2 separate regions of the Homo sapiens genome follow, and region 2 is linked to region 1. A link is a loop called in an ENCODE intact Hi-C map of the cell type or tissue named here. Cell type or tissue: Caco-2. All regions are shown on one strand. Each heading gives the region's core, and the rest is flanking DNA. Links, peaks and the distances in the headings are about the cores only.

Region 1 (9,827 bases), core at 1,000-8,999:
CAGGGAAAGCTGAAACAGCCCTCCTTATCTCTCGTGATTTGTTCAATAATCACATGCCCTATTTGAGCAACAGGCAGAGAATGACAAAGATTCTGACACAAATTAGACTTCTTCAGATAGATCTGACTCCAATTCAAACAGCTTTTTGACCTTGACTTATTTCCTGTGGGTTTAACAAAAGCGCATCTTCTCCCCTCCCCACCCAAGCCAGAAGGGACTCTGCTCACCCACAGGAGGCCCACTTTGTTTTTGTTTTTGTTTTTTTTTTTGAGGGGGAGTCTGGCTCTGTCACCCAGGCTGGAGTACAGTGGCACAATCTCGGCTCACTGCAACCTCCACCTCCTGGGTTCAAGCAATTCTCCTGCCTCAGCCTCCCGAGTAGTTGGGATTACAGGCACCCACCACCACACCTGGCTAATTTTTTGTATTTTTAGTAGAGATGGGGTTTCACCACGTTGGCCAGGCTGGTCTTGAACTCCTGACCTCAAGTGATCTGCCCACGTCGGCCTCCCAAAGTGCAGGGAATACAGGTGTGAGCCCCTGCACTGGGCCAGGAGGCCTACTTTTTAATTCTACTGTTTCTCCTTTCCCTGCTTCCCAGGGACCCTTCCAGAGACTGAGTTGGAGCAGGTGGTTTTGCTTTGCGTTCTGACCAGGAAGTGAAACCTGGGTGTGAGCAATGTTTTGCATTATGGGGCCATTTCACCTTTTCCTCCCTGCCTCGGGAAGGAAGGCTTGCAGTGTCCAAACTGGGTCTGACCTCTCAGGGGACATTTCTCAAAGCAGTGGGAACAAGAGTCCCTCAGTGCTGGATGGCTGGGGAATGGGTGGCCGAGGAGTGAAGCTCTATTCTGGGCAGAGCACTCCCCCTTGCTGAAAGGGCTGGAAAACGCTTTTGTCCCTGCTGGAAGTGGAGTAGCGTGGGATACAGGGCAGGGGGTCGCTGCTGAGTTTATCAGGGGAGCAGAGATTAGGCACTACTTGGTTAAAATACTAACTGCTGGGCTGGGTGCAGTGGTTCACGCCTGTAATCCCAGCACTTTGGGAGGCCGAGGTGGGCGGATCACCTGAGGTCAGGAGTTCAAGACCAGCCCAGCCAACATGACGAAACCCTGCCTCTACTAAAAATACAAAAATTAGCCAGACATGGTGGCATAGGTGTGTAATCCCAGCTACTTGGGAGGCTGAGGCAGGAGAATTGCTTGAACCCAGGAGGCAGAGATTGTTGAGTTAAGATCACGCCCCTGATCTTGCCTGGGCGACAGAGCAAGACTGTCTAAAGAAAAAAGTAATAGTAACTGCTGAAAGTGACAGAGACGTAATCCATATGTGCAACCGCCAGATGGCCACATTCTGTGTTCTGAGCCAGGTTCCGCCGAACGACCGCCCTAGATGATGATTTCGCACCCTGCCCAGCTCCAAGACCAAAACCTCAGTGTTTTGAGAATTCAATTTCCTACTCATTGATTTAGATAACATACATGAACTTGAATTCATTAGAAATATGCCTTTGTGTCTTCATGATCACCATCTTTGTGGTTTTCAAGATGATTGTTAGATCCTTATCAAAATATAAACAATTGGCAATGGTTCCAATTGTGTCAACAAAAGCCAACTTCAAACCTGTAATCCTCATGCTGAGTGGAGAGGCTGGTGCCCCACCCGGGCTGTGACATGGTGGCTTGGGAGATGTGTGACTCAGATATGTCAGACCATGAGTGAGGCACCCAACCTTCCCTCCCAGTGACCTTTGAAGTAAGGCGAATTGAAGTCCGCTGGTCTCCAGACAGGCACGGTAACGTGCACGCATCGGATGTGGTTCCCGGGGAATGGTGGGTGATTGTCCATCTTCCTAACAGTCCTCAAATGAGGACTCAGTTCCAGCTCTTAACGCAGCACAACAGAGTTCTTAATAGTAAAAGTCGTACTTTTCACTCACCGTGAAAAGCAAGTCTGCACATTGCTAGATATGTCCCAGTATTATTATCCAAGCTCCAGAAACGTACTCAGCCACAAAAGTAAAAATTCTCCTACTCCACGTGGAAGTGGCTCCGTGAGAAAAATTCCCTATCAAGCCAGAAACGCACCTACAGAGGGAGAGAACGACATGAGAGGGGACCGGAGTTCTCAGGGAGGAGGGAAGCCTGGCTCCGCATCCCAGAGCTGCCAGGGACCCGGAGCAGAAGGAGGAGGCGGGGAGGACAGGGGCGCCGACGGAGACAGGCGATCCCTCGGAAAATCCTAAAAGCCAGTGAAGCGTGGGCTCTGGACGGAAACAGAAGGTCAGGGCCGTGGTTCACGCCGTGGGAAACCGCAGCCAGTGATAAGCTGGGAAGCCACAGGGGCTGGCAGCTGCAGTCGGAACGAAGCGGCTGGAAGCTCCAAACGGGAGCTCTTCCCAGCTCGCTTTCCACTTCGACGGCACCGTTCAAAGCTCTGCTCAGACACTGGGACAAATAAATGACAGGGCTCCGAAAAGAGGGTGAAGCTCCTCCGCGCCCGGCTTTTCCCTCCGCAGAGCCTGGGCTCCCCGCCTCGCGCCGCCCCTGACCGTGGCAGGCTCGGTTCCCTCCTCGCTCTGCATCCTTTGATTCACGTACGGCCCCGTTTCCAATAACCCTTTCCAGGAAGCCAGAGAGAGAAAGCGCCCAGCTCCCGGCCTGCAGAGTGGGGAGGGAAGAAGGAAATGATTGTGTTGACTTCATCTGGAAGCAGGAAAATGCTTCTCTCCCTCCTTCTTCGCCAAGCCAAGAAATAGATCCTTTACCAGAAAGCCATGTGGCCACATGGCCACCACTTGCAGAGGGGCTGGGTGAGGAGGAGGTGCTTTGCCAACGTCTCAGCTGACAGCAAAGGCCAGTGGCTCATCAGTGAGAACATCATACCTCTGTCAGAGGGGAGACCCTGAGCAGCTCCCGACACCCACACAGGGCTAGGAATTGACGGTGGCTTAGGGTACACGTAAGAGGAACAGCATCCACCACAGGACAGTCCCTTCCTCGCGTACCACCCGGGATCCCTGCTCCCTGTCATCGCCATACTGTGTTCTCTCAGACTGTAAGGTCCTTGTCCTGTCTCCCTCACATGGATCCTTTCCAGACCACGGGCACTCTCTCAGGTCAGCAGGTCCAGCTGCAATCTGGAATCAGCATCTACCGTGTGGAAATGGGAGAGGGGACTTGGTTCTTAAACCAGGGGCCTTGGCATTAGCTACCTTTGGTTTTTCTCCAGAAATAAGAATGATTGGCCGGGCGCGGTGGCTCACGCCTGTAATCCCAGCACTTTGGGAGGCCGAGGCGGGCGGATCACGAGGTCAGGAGATCGAGACCATCCCGGCTAAAACGGTGAAACCCCGTCTCTACTAAAAATACAAAAAATTAGCCGGGCGTAGTGGCGGGCGCCTGTAGTCCCAGCTACTTGGGAGGCTGAGGCAGGAGAATGGCGTGAACCCGGGAGGCGGAGCTTGCAGTGAGCCGAGATCCCGCCACTGCACTCCAGCCTGGGCGACAGAGCGAGACTCCGTCTCAAAAAAAAAAAAAAAAAAAAGAATGATTAGTTAGATAATTATAAACAATGGGGGGGGGGGGTAGTTTTGTCGTAGTTAGCAAATTACATTGAATGTAACAAAATCTTAAACCATAAAGCAAAACGTGCTGGGTTTCTGCTTCCTGTGGTGACATGACATGAAAGCCCAGCTCTTTTTCCAGGAGGACACTTCTCTGTTTACAAGACTGCTTGAGCAATCCCATTATCAACTCTCTCCAGAGAGGATACAGCTGAGGCAGCTCAAATTCAGAACCTTATTTTTAAAGAACTAAAAAAAAATTAGATCCTTTGATAAGATCACTCAAGTATAGTCCAAACTAGCCTCCCAAATTTTGGAGTGCCAGCAATTATGTTCAATATCTCCCCATCTGCCTCCCCCCAAAAGAACCAATTAATATCTTTTTCTTTTCTTTCTTTCTTTCTTTTTTTTTTTTTTTTTTTTTTTTTTAGACAGAGTCTTGCTCTGTCCCCCAGGGCTGGAGTGGCAGTGGCACGATCTCGGGCTCACTGGCAAGCTCCACCTCCCAGGTTCAAGCGATTCTCCTGCCTCAGCCTCCCGAGTAGCTGGGACTACAGGCACCCGCCACCACGCCCGGCTAATTTTTTGTATTTTTAGTAGAGAGAGGGTTTCACCATGTTAGCCAGGATGGTCTCGATCTCCTGACCTCGTGATCCACCCACCTCGGCCTCCCAAAGTGCTGGGATTACAGGCGTGAGCCACCACGCCCGGCCGATTTCTGAAATTAAGAAGTTAAAGATTTAGGTAGCAGTGGAGTTGTTTGCCCGTTTGGGAGTGGGGAGGTTGAGACGTGCATCTGGCTGATGTGCGGCAGGAAGGTGGCATCACAGAACACCGGGCACATCCTCTCTAACAAGTGCTCTGCAAAATGCCTGCAAGGACGTTGCCCTTTCTTCCAAATGTCTGGCTCTGAAAGACTTAGAAATAAAATTTTCAAAGGTTGGAAAGCTTTTGATATTTTCTGCATTAGGAGTTTGGACCACAGTAAAATCATACTCATCATATGTTGGATTAAGCTAGTGCCTGCCATCCAGGGTCGTAGACTCTTCTAGGGGTTGAGTATCTGCCTTTCACCTGACACTGGAAAGACAAGGACTGAAAAAAGCTGGAGTTACAGGAGAGACCTCCCAGGATCCTGCAGACAGGGCAGGATGATGAGAAGGAAAGCGTGTCGTTCCCAGAACTTGTCTGTGAAGATTGGGTGGTTTAATAATATTCATCCGCCATCTAGTGGCATTTAGAGCATAAACTTAACTCACACATTTTCTAGGAGCAACTACGTCAGGGAGGCCTAATCTGCTAGACTTAGACTTTATAAATTATTTTTATTTTTTTACTCAAATACATTTTTAAAAATCCATCATTAGGTTCGTCAGGGAGAAGAATATTAATAAGAACTAACTTTGAATCTGTTTTGGTACATTGGGTGATGACCAGAAACTGCTTTGCCTGATCTTTTGTGGCAGGTGACAGCTTGTTTCTTCATACTAATGTCATCTACAGTGCCAAAACTACACGTACACATGTAAGAAAATTCCTTGCCATCTTCAGTGCTGGAGATGAGGAGTTCCATGATCAGCGCATCACTGTGCCTTTACTATTTGTACTTCTTTTGGAATGCTTTTATAAGGATAAGACCACGTCTTTCATCACATCACACCATTTGCACGGTTGGTCCTTGCCTAGTGCTCAGGATCTTGCAATGTCCTCAGCCCTTGAAGAACCATGTTCAGGGCTGGGGTTCTGAACTCTCTCCCATTACAATAGCTGTATTAGTCGGTTCTCATGCTGCTAATAAAGACATACCTAAGGCTGGGTAACTTATAAAGGAAAGAGTTTGGCCAGGTGTGGTGGCTCACACTTGGAATCCCAGCACTTTGGGAGGCTGAGGGTGGATCACAAGGTCAGGAGTTCGAGACCAGCCTGGCCAACATGGTGAAACCCTGTCTCTACTAAAACTACAAAAATTAGTTGGGTGTGGTGGTGGGTACCTGTAATCCCAGCTACTCAGGAGGCTGAGGCAGGAGAATTACTTGAACCCCGGAGGCGGAGGTTGCAGTGAGCCGAGATTGCACCACGGCGCTCTAGCCTGGGTGATGGAGCAAGACTCCATCTTGAAAAAAATAAATAAATAAAAATAAAGGAAAGAGGTTTAATTGACTCACAATTCCACATGGCTGGGGCGACCTCACAATCATGGCAAAGGAGGAGCAACATCATGTCTCACATGGTGGTAGGCAAGAGAGCGCATGTACAGGGGAACTGCCCTTTATGAAACCATCAGATCTTGCGAGACTTACTCAGTATCATGAGAACAGCACAGGAAAGCCCCACCCCCATTATTCAGTTACCTCCTACCAGGTCCCTCCCACGATACGTGGGGACTGTTACAATTCAAGGTAAGATTTGGGTGGAGACACAGAGCCAAACCATATTAATAGCTAACGTGTTCAGTTCTGGCACTATGTGATCAGGTACAAAATGGGTTTTATCCTCATTATCTCATCTGACTCTCACAACAATATTATGAGGAAGGGGCCTCCTAGCACCCCCATTTTGCATATGAGGAAAATGAGGCTCAGAAAAGTCAAGCAACTAGATCAAGTGATGGTGGAGCCAGGACTCAAACCAGACAGTCTGATTCCAGAATGTACACTTTTAGCCATTGCAGCCTTCTCCTCCAAGTGATTCTCCTGCCTCAGCCTCCCCAGTAGCTGGGATTACAGGTGTGTGTCACCACACCCGGCTAATTTTTGTATTTTTAGTAGATACGGGGTTTCACCATGTTGGCCAGGCTGGTCTCGAACTCCTGACCTCGTGATCCACCCGCCTTGGCCTCCCAAAGTGCTGGGATTACAGGTGTGAGCCACCGCGCCTGGGGGAAATCATTGTTTTATGGCTCCCATTTTTTAAAGCCACTTAAGGTTTTAATGCTTAATGTCGCTAACTCTGTTACATGTTCTTATCATCCCAGGGTGCTCTTTGTTTTACATTTATTTTCTTTTTTCTTCTTTTAAGAGTTGTTAAAACATCTGGGTAGTGGAAGTTTTATATTAGCTAAACTAATATAAATTTATGTACTTAGAGGAAGTACACTCAGCTGAGGATAGAGTGATGACAATGGTCAAAATTAATAAAACTAAGGGGAACATACTGCAGAAAAACTTGTACTCATGTCATTTGAGGCTGTTTATAAGATTTTTTTAATTTTCCATTTTAATGATTATGTGCTAATACAAGGCAGTAATTACTTGCATCTCTAACAACTAAGTCTATAGATTTCTACTTGAATATTTCTTTTTTCCTTCTATGCATCTGTGATGGTTAATATTGAGTGTCAACTTGATTGAATTGAAGGATGCATAGTATTGTTCCTGGGAGTGTCTGTGAGGGTGTTGACAAAGGAGATTCACATTTTGAGTCAGTGGACTGGGAGACGCAGACCCACCTTCAATCTGGGTGGGCACCATCTAATCAGCTGCCAGTGCAGCTAGAATAAAACAGGCAGTAGATGGAAAGAGCAGACTTCCTGAGACTTCCAGCCTTCATCTTTCTTCCATGCTGGATGCTTCCTGCCCTTGCACATCAGACTCCAAGTTATTTAGCTTTTGGATTCTTGGACTTACACTTGTGGTTTGCCAGGGGCTTTCAGGCCTTTGGCCACAGACTGAAGGCTACACTGTCAGTTTCCCTACTTTTGAAGTTTTGGGACTCAGACTGGCTTCCTTGCATCAATTCTCCTTAATAAACTCCCATTCTTATATACGTCTATTCGATTAGACCTGTCCCTCTAGAGAACCCTAATACAGCATCTTTCACAGATATTTGATCCATGACAATTAATTGGCTAGTACTTGGCCTTGAAATCTTGGATCTATATAGTCAATATCTTTACTTTACAATATGTAATGGAATTTTAAAATGATAAACTATAACCCTTTTCCAGCCAATGAACACTGAAGCTCAGAGAGCTTTTAGTGGGCTCTTGGCAAATGACTCAACCAAAGCAGTTAATGCAAAAAATCTTTCACATCTTATTGTTTTTAGCAAAATGTCTCACCAGGGAACTCTTCAGTACAGAAAACAAAATTTCTAAAAATATAAAAATTATATTTATAAGATATAATTTACAATATAACTTGAAGCGGTTCCTAAGATAGTGTTGTTTTCTACTACATATTAATATGTAACATCAGAGCTCTGCTTCCTTTCAGCTGAAATATGACCAAAAATGAAGGGGCAGTTCACTACCAGGACAGTTTTTGTCTTTGCTTAAAGTTGACGTCTATTCCCATATCCTGCTTGCTAAAAAACCGGCAAAGAGCAAAAAGCGTTCCTTGAGACTCTCACATACCAGCAAGAAATATGTGCCCAAAAAATTTAAAAGAAAATACATGGCATTTTTTAATATTATAATAATTTGGGCGCAGTATATTCTTTTTCAATGATCTGCAGGGTAAATTATATCTTGGGCTGCACAAATTAATCTGAACTACCTAGGGAAAATGTGACCAGTACAGAGATCTATTTAATAGTGTTATACGCCTGGATTAATTTTCCTTTGGCACTGTGTAAATTGATCTTGCAACTGCTTAGACAAATAGTGGTTAGGAGCAAACTGAATAATTTATAACTCATTCACTCATTCAGTAAGAGGTGACTGTGCATTCTGTTTGTGCCTGGCACTGTGTTAGGGCTGAGGACCCTGGTGACTAGAAATTTCATGTCGTGCCTGAGAGCATAAACCTTACAGTTGGAAAGCCTGAGTTCAAATTCTGGCTCTCTGGTTAGTAAGCTAGCTGCTTTCTAGCCAAATGACTTCAAACACATTGCTTAATCTTATTTAGCTTGTTCATCTCTGAAATGGGTTTTTTCTTTTTTGCAAGAATAAAATAAATCAACGTAAGTTATCTAAAACAGTACCTGATTTATAGCTTATGAGCCCAGATCTCGAATCAAATGCTGAGCCCCTTGTATGCAATCTAAGGAATTAGGGACCTAACTTTATTAAATAACTAAAAATCATTCTTTTTGGTCGGGTGCGGTGGCTCATGCCTGTAATCCCAGCACTTTGGGAGGCCAAGGCCGGCAGATCACCTGAGGTCAGGAGTTCGAGACCAGCCTGGCCAACATGGTGAAACCCCATCTCTACTAAAAATACAAAAACTAGCTGGGCCTGGTGACTCACATCTGTACTCCCAGCTACTCAAGAGGCTGAGGCACAAAGATCGCTTGAACCCGAGAGGTGGAGGTTGGAGTGAGCTGAGATCACGTCACTGCACTGCAGCCTAGGTGACAAAGTAAGACTCGGTCTCAAAAAATAATAATAAAATGAAAAATAAAAATCATTCTTTTGAAAAAAACTTCCCAAACCTGCCATTTTCATTAATACAGCTGTGGATTAATATGGCTGGAGAGGAGGCATTGTCTCTGCCCTTATGTATGTCATCAGAAGAGACAGATAAGCGTGAAATTGCTCCTAGTCCCTTGTCAGGGGGGCATTTGTTTGCTAGTGTTGTCATATTCACTGATTTTTTTTTTAATTAGTTGTTGGCCAGACACAGTGGCTCATGCCTGTAATCCCAGCACTTTGGGAGGCTGAGGCAGGCGGATCTCAAGGTCAAAAGATCGAGACCATCCTGTTCAACATGGTGAAACCCCATCTCTACTAAAAATACAAGAATTAGCTGGGTATGGTGGTGCGCACCTGTAGTACCAGCTACTCGGGAGGCTGAGGCTGCCTGAACCCAGGAGGCGGAGGTTGGAGTGAGCCGAGATCGTGCCACTGCACTCCAGCCTGGCAACAGAGTGAGACTCTGTCTCAAAAAAAAAAAAAATTAGCTGTTCAAGGCCATGATTATAACCATGGCAACTCTGGCCTCACACACATCTCTTAGAGCGGCCCATGAGCCCTCTAGAGCATCCTTTGACGTGGCCGTATTTTGCTCGGCTGATAGATGTCTTCTCAAAATGGCCCAGGGTATCCCTTGTTCTATTTACACTATTCTGTTCCATTTCTTCAAGACACAACAATTGCTAACCATCATAATTTCTTTCAACACGTCTCTATTTAACTAACTTGCTATGTGGAATGGTCTGAACTCTCCTCATTTTCCCCCGTGGTCTTTGAGAAAACTCTGAGGCTGGAGGATGCTTTGTGGCAGACTGTCAGAAGAGTCTGGATGTGCTAACCAGGCCCTCTTGAGTCTCTTACTGCAACCCAGGTCCAGATCACTTTGTTGTCATCTTGTTTGTTACCTTA
Region 2 (9,827 bases), core at 1,047-9,046, 370 kb before region 1:
CTGGGAAGTTATACCTTACAGATAATGAATATTACCTTATATCCCTTAGACTTTTAATAAAGAGTCTTAGTCCTTGAATACTTCCATGGGCAGACACTTATTTATTGAGATCAGAAATCCGAGTTCAACTTGGGAATGTGTTCAGTGATACCACTTTCATTCTAAACTTTCCAGACTTTTTATATTCCGAAATTCTGAGGACAAGTTACCCTAAAGGAGAACTCGGTCCTGGTGAATATACATTCCCAATTCTCATCGTTGTTGAGAACCCCAGTTCCTCCTCACAGGAGTATCAGACAGGGCACTGCCCTTGTCCTATGGGAAGACAGTGCAGACTACAGCATCCCCACTGGCTTTATGAGCTCAAAGCTGGATTTCTGTTTGGATTTTCATTTTCCTCAGGGTGCCATTAGGTTATTTAAATTTTTAGCTATTGGGTCAGGCACGGTGGCTCATGCCTGTAATCCTAGCACTTTGGGAGGCCAATGCGGGCAGATCACTTGAGGTCAGGAGTTTACAGGAGTTTAAGACCAGCCTGGCCAACATGGTGAAACCCTGTCGCTACTAAAAATACAAAAATTAGCCAGGCACCAGTGGTGGGCACCTGTAGTCCCAGCTACTCCGGAGGCTGAGACAGGAGAATAGCTTGAACCTGGGAGGCGGAGGTTGCAGTGAGCTGAGATCTTGTCACTGCACTCTAGCAACAAAGCAAGACTCCATCTCAAAAAATAAAAAAATTAAAAAAAAATAAATGTATTTTTTAAATATATTAACTATTAATACATTCACAGACAGCTTTGGGCTCTGCCCTGGGCTTTTTCTCTGAGCAAATTTCCACAAGCTGTCATCAGCCCAATGTGTTTATGAACTGCTACAAATCGGTCTGAAAGTCCTGCGGTCACTGAATTTACATGATTTAAAACCTCGAGGAAACCAAGGCCTCTCTGTGAGAAAGAAAACAACATCCACCAAAATGTCCTAGACACTGGCTGACAAATCCCTTATTTTGCCCAGTCTTGCAGTGCGTCACCTGAAATCTTTTATTACCAGCTACTCTGGTGACCAAGGATTGATTGCCTTTGACTTCCTCGAAGCACACCATTTTTGCCAGCTTTTCATCTTTCAGGCCCTTTTCCAGAAAACCTCTGGCCAGGTAAGAGGCTGTGTTGGTCATCAGTTTATAGCAAAAATTCTTCTGTGTTAATTAGCCACTGGACAAATAGCAGCAGCCCAGGTATCCTAAAGAATTCTTCGAAGACATGCAGATCAGAAAGCTACTTTATACTGTTTGCTTGTAAATGTTTTAGTGCCTTGCAACATTGAGCGAGTGCCTGGACTGGCCACATCAGCATCCCCTGGGAGCTTGTCAGAAATGCAGACTCTCAACCCCGCCCCAGACCTACTCAACGTGAATCTGCATTTTAACCAGATTCCCAAGTGGTCCATGTGTACATTACAGTTTAGGAAGCTCTATTTTGAGGACAAGGACCACATGTATATATATATATATATTTTTTTTTGGTCTCCCCTCTGCACTGAACATGGAGCTGATAGTACATGCCTACAAAGGATTAATAAAAGAATATTTTGGAGCTTTCATGGAAGACAGGTTTTCAAGCTCTCCTAACCTCTTTTAAAATTCCACGATACCCTTAAAGTACATAGTACACTTTTTACACTCTTTGCCCAGCTCCATGTTAAATAAGCCTTTGCTGAGTGGCATAAAAGGATTATTTATATGATCTCAAAGTGTCTGTGAATGTGAATTGCAGCCTTTAAAATGTTTTCATAAACATAATAGGATTAAAGGAGCCATTTCTTGCATGCTTTTTTTGGTGGCAGGACTGCTGAGCATTGAGGCTTCAGAGCTTTCTTTTCCACCTGTCCTATCCCTAGAGCCCAGTGGACACTGGGAGAATTATTATTTCTCCTTGACAGTGTGCCCTCAAGCCATAGGTCACCTTTTTGATAGACCTCAGGGCTTTGTTTTGGATCAGGTGGCAAATAATTCTTTTTGATTCATAAATCATTAACACAAACACACCAAGGACATATTTGGAAAGCCCAGCCACCACCACAGTACTGAGGTGGACATGGAAACTCCATTAACTTGTAGGTTCATGCATGATCGGCTCTCTAAAAGTACGCAACAAACATCAGAAAACACAAAAGCCAAATACGATGAGTTTGCTTCGGCATAACTTTTGGTTTTTATGGCACTATGAATATTTATGGCACTGCAGTTTTCTAACAAATATTTGTTGTAATCATTTAAAGCCAAACTGTCAAAGAATTTAAATTTGGAAGGCACATGGGGTTATGGCTGCAAATAAACGAGGCTGAGCATTTCGCGAGCTTTAAGTGTCTGACCCAAGTAAATAGTATAAGATTCGAGAAAGAGTTGGGAAAGAGGAAGGTGTACATGGTGAGATAGGTTTGGTCTCCGTTGCTAGTTCTAGCTTCCGTTATTTTAAGTAGATCTCAATTAGTATAGCATCAAACGTTTTAGCAGAGGTGCTTTTAACCATTCATGTTTAAAAATTAGGCTCTGAGTCTGATCCAAGTTCTAATCCTAACTCTGTCATTTAACCATTTAATACTCACATAACCCACATAACCTTAGGCAGTCCTTCAGTTTCCTCATCTACATATGAAGATGGTAATGTGAAAATTAATGAGATAATGTACATGAAATGCTTAGTACAATGCCTGGCACAAAGTTGTAACCGAAAGAGGATCTGGCTGCTCACCACTTACAGAAAGAAGCCAAAATAACAAGAACAAGGTGTGATCAAAGGAGAGTGAATTTTATTATCCAATGCCAACAAGGGGAAAAGGTCAGAATCCTTTCTGAAAATTGCCACCTTTTCAGTTTCTGGAGAGTGGGCAATGGTTTAAGAATAGAGGCTTGGAATACAGGGAGGGGGAGGGGCTCGGAGGTGCCAGGTGGCATGTTTCACTCCGATGGCTTATCTTAAATTATTGCTCCAACTGGCGAAGGGGCCAGCACCATCTTGGGCCCAACCAGCTTACAAATTAATTGCAGTCAATTGTGCAGTTAATGTCTCGCTGGGAGTGAACTCCGTCCTTGAAGTCATCTCCCGCTAGGGGGAGAGTTCCAGAGATGCCTCGTCCATGTCAGGATTCGGCCCCTGAAGCTTCTAAGGAAATACATGACCAGATAAGTGGGCATGGTGTGAGCTTAACAAGAATCTAGGTAAATAACTGTGCATAGGCATGGGAGCATAAGGTGGAAAAGGAAAGGAAAAAAGTTCTTAAAACAGTTTGAAACTAAGCTGCTCAGTTACAAAGTAATCGACAAGTAGTAGATATCAAAGATGATGGTGATGAATGATGATGATGACGATGACATGAGGCTCATGGAGGGGCAAGAACGGAAGATGCCCCCCTGGATGCCTCACTTGCTCTTTCTGCCTCCAGGTCTCTTCCTTAGTCATGCTTTTCAGTCTATGCTTTCAACCTGAGGTCTCCCAGAAGTGAAGGGATTAGATCAGCGACTGCTTTATTTAGCAAACATTCAGAGTCCTACTAGATGCCAGATGTCATATTAGGGATGGGGCTAGAAAGATGACCAAGAAAGGATGCTTATACCAAAGGAGGTGAACAAATCACTCTAGGGCTTAGTGGCTGTAACACAGTCATGTGTACATTACCCAGGAATACAGAGGGGGTGCATCCTGCCTGGGGATTCCAAGAGAGGTTCCAAAGGAACTGTTTTCATCATCTTCCATTCCAGCCTCCAAAAAAGGCTGAAGGGAAGGTGGTGGAGAGGAAATTAAGGTTAGCAGGTAGAAGATGGCCTGAGAATTCCTGGAAGATCGGTTTAGGAAGGAAATCACTATGTCCCACTGCATCCTCATTGCAAATCAATAGGTCTAGGGTGGAGACCAGGAATCTGCATGTTTAACCAACCTGCCTAGATATTCTGAGGCAGGTGGTCCTCAGACAACATGGATTATTCTGATACCAAAAGACTCCCTTGCAGATCTGCAGGAGTGGCAGCAAAGCCCAAATTAAACAGCTGGAAAAGATCACCCAGGGGCCAGCAGCGCATTGGCTGTTCAAAGACCTGGCTAGCCATCCTATCCCCAGATTGAATAGCAAAGGATTCAGGGCATAAATGAGTTCAGTACTGGAGCATTCTTGTCCAGAAACTTCCAGAGGCTGCACAGGAATGCCAAGCCCTTGTTGGCCAGGCAGGTTTGAGGAAGACTGTGAAGTGTGAGGGAGGGGTGGATCAGCAGACAGCTTTCACTGAATGGGTCCAGGTGCACTGACTTCTCCAGCTGGTGTCAGCAGGCACACGTCTTTCTCTTCCTCTCGATTGCATCACTTAGGCAATCATTTCTAGACAAGATGGGCCACTCATGTATTCCCTCTCCTCCAGTGCCTCATAGGTGCCACAATGCAAAATGCTCCCCTTAACAACATTTTGAGGTTGACATTTTTAAAGGAACTTTTCTCTACAGCACCTTTTGTAATTAACTAGATTAATGTTAAGTAGGGAAGGGAACACAGAATTCTCAAGTGAATGTGGTTTTTAAAAATATATTAGGATATAGGACCCATTCTCAACCGCTTAGGAAAATCAGCTTTTGCAAATTATCTTTTCTGAAGCTTCCAGCTGCCTTAAGTGCTGACAGTTTTTAAGCACTGAGATGAAAGAGACAAATTCTTTTTCTTTTGTGTTACTAATTACAATTTTGCTTGGCATAATGTAGCCTGCTTTCCTCTTGAGACATTTGCCAGCATACATTAATTGCACAAATATTTACAGAGGGCTAAAGCACAGGAGAAGCTTATACCAAAAAAGATACTGAACACTTGGAAAAAAGCCTCTTTGACACATATTTGTGGCCAGCTACCCAGAATCGTATAAACTATTTGCCCCTTAGCCTCAGCAAATGTGTTTAAAGAGCAAGTCCCTGGGTTGACTTAGTGTTGACTTTGCTGGCAATGACTGCTGAAATCTTTCTTCAAGAGCCTTGTGGTGACACTTTTTTTTTCAGGGTTAAAAATAAGGTTTCCAAGAATATGCATGCATCTTATGGGTTGCTATATTGTCAACACTTTTTATCTCTCTAGCCACCCACATGGAATGGAAAAGGTTTATCCAATGATTGTTCCAAACCCCAGGAGTTGCAGAAAGCCAAATTGAGCAAGTCTGGAAAACTTGAATGGCTAAGCCACAAGGTCCTCAATACCATCTTCTTGTTTTCCTAGCATGCTAATTAAGAAAAAAAAGGCCCTGGTGTCAGATAGCCCCAGGTTCAAATCCCAACTTCGGCACTTCCAAGCTATATGACCTTGAGGAGTCTCTTAATCTCTCCAAACCTTTCTTCTTTCATCCTCAAATAGAATTAGTCCTATGTGAGTACCTAGGAAATAATACCTACCTCCACAGGTCTTGTGCCCACCTCACAGGGATGTTAGGTGGAGCCAGGGAAATAACACACAGAAATGGCTTTGCAAAACTCCCCAAAAATCTAAAATCAAATAAGGAGACATTTCCTTTGTTGGATGTTGTTATGAAAACTAAGACATCAAGCAAAAGTCAAGTAAATGTTGGGTTGTGTTTTTTAAACCAGCTTGATCTTATCAATAATTGAGGCCACAGAAAGGAGATTAGGATGAAGAAAAGAAAAAAGGACATGCAAATGATGCTGACATACAGAAGAGGTTCTTTCTGAGGATAACGGCTACCCATGCAGTGGAGAGGAAGAACGTCTTCCAAAAGCGGATGTAGTCAAGCTGCTGGAGATCATAGGCAGGAAAGAGAAGGGCATAAGACGCTGGCCTGAGCTTTAGAAGAGGACACATTTCATATGTAGAGTTGCCATATGAAATAGAAGATGCCCAGTTAAATTGGAATTTCAGCTAGAACAACCATTTTTTAATATATATATCCCAAAATATTGCACAAAATATACTAAAAACTTATTTGTTATCTAAAATTTCAATTTAAATGGGTGTCCGGTGTGGGTGGGTTTTTTGTTGTTTTTTGTTTTGAGGCAGTCTAGCTCTGCTGCCCAGGCTGAAGCGCTGTGGCACAATCTCGGCTCACTGCAACCTCCACCTCCCGGGTTCAAACGATTCTCCTGCCTCAGCCTGCCCAACTAGCTGAGATTACAGGCGTGCACCACCATGCCTGGCTAGGGTTATTTTTTGTTGTATTTCTTTGTTTTCCTAAGTTTGGCAGCCCTAGCCTAACTCTGTAGACCATTGCTCTAGCTCCATTGCCTCATCTTAACCCTGAATGCCCACCTCACAGTGATGTTGGGAGGAGCCAGGGAAATAACACACAAAAATGGCTTTGCAAACTCCCAAAAAAATCTAAAATCAAGTAAGGAGACATTTCCTTTGGTGGGTGTTCTTATGAAAACTGAGTCATCAAGCAAAAGGCAAGTCTTTGTGAATTTAGGAAGTATGGAAAATTTCAAGGAGTCTATGGAGTTTAGTTTTTGTTTTTTTGTTTTGTTTTGTTTTGTTTTTGTTTTTGTTTTTGTTTTAGATAAAGTAGCCCAGCTCTGTAGCCCAGGCTGGAGTGCAATGGAGTGATTTTGGCTCACTGCAACCTCCACCTTCCGGATTCAAACGATTCTCCTGCCTCAGCCTCCCGAGTAGCTGGGATTACAGGCATGGGCCACCATGCCCGGCTAATTTTTGTAGTTTTAGTAGAGACGGGATTTCACCATGTTGGTCAGGCTGGTCTCGAACTCCTGACCTCAGGCGATCCACCTGCCTTGGCCTCCCAAAGTGCTGAGATTACAGGCATGAGTCACCATGTCCAACTAGTGGAGTTGATTCTTAAGAGGAGTTCTAAAGACTCTAATGAGAGGGACTAGATGTGATGACTGTCAACACTAGCAACACCTTAGAGTCACCTGGAGAGGTTTCCAATCTCAATGCCCAGGCAGCACCCCAGACCAACTAAATCAGGATCTCTCAGGCTGGCACCCGGGAAGCAGTGTTGTTAAACCTTTCCAGGAGATTCCCATTTGCAGCCAATCTTATCACCAGTGGTAGAATAGTCCCAAAAGGGTGAGTTGAACAGTTTAGAAACTTTAGAGTATAAGGAGAGTCCTAAGGGATATCTACACCCTTTATGAGACTGGTTATAAGAGGGGGAAGAGGAAAGAAAAAACAAAACAAAAAGCAGGAGAGAATTTGCAAAAAATAGATATATTCTATCAGCTTTTTCAAAAATGTAGTACCAAGGGCAAAAGAGCATGATCGTTTTAAAAACCAGGAAATTTGGGTATGTGCTAGAAATAGTTGATTAAGTAAGAATGCCAGGTAAGAATTTGCTATAATTAATCAACCAGCACTTAACAGTGTCCCACATACTCAACAGGGACAATGGTCCCTCTCATTTGAGAGCACAAAAAGATCCTTCAGTGATCGAAAGGGACTGTGTTGGAGGATTTGTACTTTCAATGAAATTACTGTTGGTTCACAATTTCTCTTCTAGCTTGACAGGACTTGTGGGAGCTGAAGACCAATTTCTCTTTCAGGCATAAAGATATAAGAGATGTGGGTGGCTCTGTAAAAATGCACAAATCCGTGTTCTAGGTAAACCACAGCTACGTGGGTAGTCACCACTTACCCTTAACTGTCCATGACATCCAAAAGGAAGTAATCATATAAATAACCATATGTGTGTGTGTGCGTGTGTTTCAATTAACAAATATTTATTGAACTATGTGCCAAGCACTGTTGTTGGCACTGAACAAAACAATCTTAGTCCTCGTAGGATTTATCTTTTAGTGGGGAAGACAGACAGTTCTAGAGAGAGTGACAGAGAGAGGAGTGTTATGAAGAAAGATAAAGTAGGAGAAGGAGCTCAGAAACAGTGACGTGGGAGAGAGGAGTCCATGTCAGACAGAGTGGCTGGGAAATGTCTCTTTGAGGAGAATACAGCTGGGCAGACACGGGAGTGGAGTGAGGGAGTGGACCACGTGACTGTGTGTAAGAGCTTGGTTCTTGGTGGAGCAAGCAGTGAATGCAAAGGCCCTGGGGCAGCTACAACCTGGGCCTCTTTGAGAAGCATCAGAAAAGCCAGGGTTTGCTGGTGGGAATGTAAACTAGTACAGCTGCTATGGAAAACAGTGTGGAGATTCTTTAAAGAACTAAAAGTAGAACTACCATTTGATCCAGCAATCCCACTACTGGGTATCTACCCAGAGGAAAATAAGTTATTATTCGAAAAAGATACTTGTGCACACATGTTTATAGCAGCACAATTCACAACTGCAAAATCGTGGAACCAACGCAAATCCCCATCAATCAACAAGTGGATAAAGAAACTGTGAGAAATATATATATGTGATGGAATACTACTCAGCTATAAAAAGGAATGAATTAACAGCATTTGCAGTGTCCTGGATTAGATTGGAGACTCTTATTCTAAGTGAAGTAACTCAGGAATGGAAAACCAAATATCATATGTTCTCACTGATATGTGGGAGCTAAGCTATGAGGACGCAAAGGCACAAGAATGATACAGTGGACTTTGGGGACTTGGGGGGAAGAGTGGGAGGGGGATGAGGGATAAAAGACAACATACATGGTGCAGTGTGTACTGCTCAGCTGACGGATGCACCAGGATCTCACAAATCACCACTAATGAACTTATGTAACCAAATACCTCCTGTACCCCAATAACTTATGGAAAAATAAAATAAAATAATAATTTTTTAAAAAGTATTGCAGAGCAGGGTGCTGGAAGCAGGGGCAAAAGGCAGGCAGGGCCAGATCAGTCAGGCTTTCAACTGTGGAAAGCACATTGGATTCCTTCTAATGAAACGGGAAACCACTGGAGGGATTGGAGCAGGGGAGTGACAGGATCTGATGTACAATTGTGAAAGACACTCTGGAGAATGGATTAGCGGGAGAATGAGTGGAGCAGGGAGCGAGGTGGGAGGCTGCTGCAGTCATGACCTAGGTGGAAATGATGGCAGGTGGAATGGGTCATGAGAAGGCATCCGATTTGGGCGTGGCCTTTAAAAAAAAAAACACTTTATTGAGGTATGATTGATATGCAAAAAGCTGTGCATATATAATATATACAACTCAGTGAGTTTGGGGATAAGTATACACCTACTGAGGAAGAGCCAGTAGGATTTGCTGACAAATTTGAGGTGGGAATGTGAGGAAAGGCTAGAAATCATTAGCTGGGTGTGGTGGCACAAGCCTGTAGTCCCAGCTACTTGTAAGGCTGAGGCATGAGAACCACTTGAACCCAGGAGGCGGAGGTTGCGGTGAGCCAAGCTCGAGCCACTGCACTCCAGCCTGGATGACAGAGCAAGACTCCATCTCAAAACAAAACAAAAACAGGCTGGAAATCCAGGATGACCTCAAGGCTTATGGCTTAAGCAGGTGGAAGACATGGGGCTGTTTCCTGAGATTGGGAACAGCTTTGATGCAAGAGGTAAGAATGACGAAAATCAAAGTTTGTTTTATGCAAGCTGTTCAAGATACCTGCTAGATATCTGTGGTAGACTCTTCCATTAACCCACCCAATATCCACTCTCTCTGTATTAGTTTCCAATTGCTACTGTAAGAGACTATCACAAATTTAGTGACTTAAAACAATACAAATTGATTCTCTTTGAGTTATTGAAGTCAGAAGTTTAAAATCAAGATGTCAGCATGGCTGGGTACAGTGGCTCACACCTGTAATCCCAGTATTTTGGGAGGCCAAAGCAGGAGGATAGCTTGAACTCAGGAGTTCAAGACCAGCCTGGGCAACATAGTGAAACCTTTTGTATTTCTAAAAAAAATACAAAAAGTAGCCAGGCATGGTG

What was found. Hi-C counts contacts between places; a loop is a spot of excess contacts. Peaks named below come from ENCODE experiments on the same cell type or tissue, not always from the same donor. Only the 100,000 strongest peaks of a DNase experiment are listed, where the experiment ranks them.
Region 2: it touches region 1 in a loop (11-fold over the local background); 2 of 110 quality-filtered maps call a loop at or near these places.

The regions. Positions count from the first base shown.
Region 1 is chr10:114,098,728-114,108,554 of GRCh38, forward strand. No RefSeq gene overlaps it. Among named protein-coding and RNA genes, the nearest start is that of ADRB1, 60 kb to the left of the region's middle. In Caco-2, for the core only: CTCF peaks have their summits at 4,811 (motif pointing left) and 5,012; no DNase peak of the experiment used is centred there; H3K4me3 peaks cover 988 bases.
Region 2 is chr10:113,731,795-113,741,621 of GRCh38, forward strand. No RefSeq gene overlaps it. Among named protein-coding and RNA genes, the nearest start is that of PLEKHS1, 15 kb to the right of the region's middle. In Caco-2, for the core only: a CTCF peak has its summit at 4,309 (motif pointing right); a DNase peak (open chromatin) is centred at 4,277.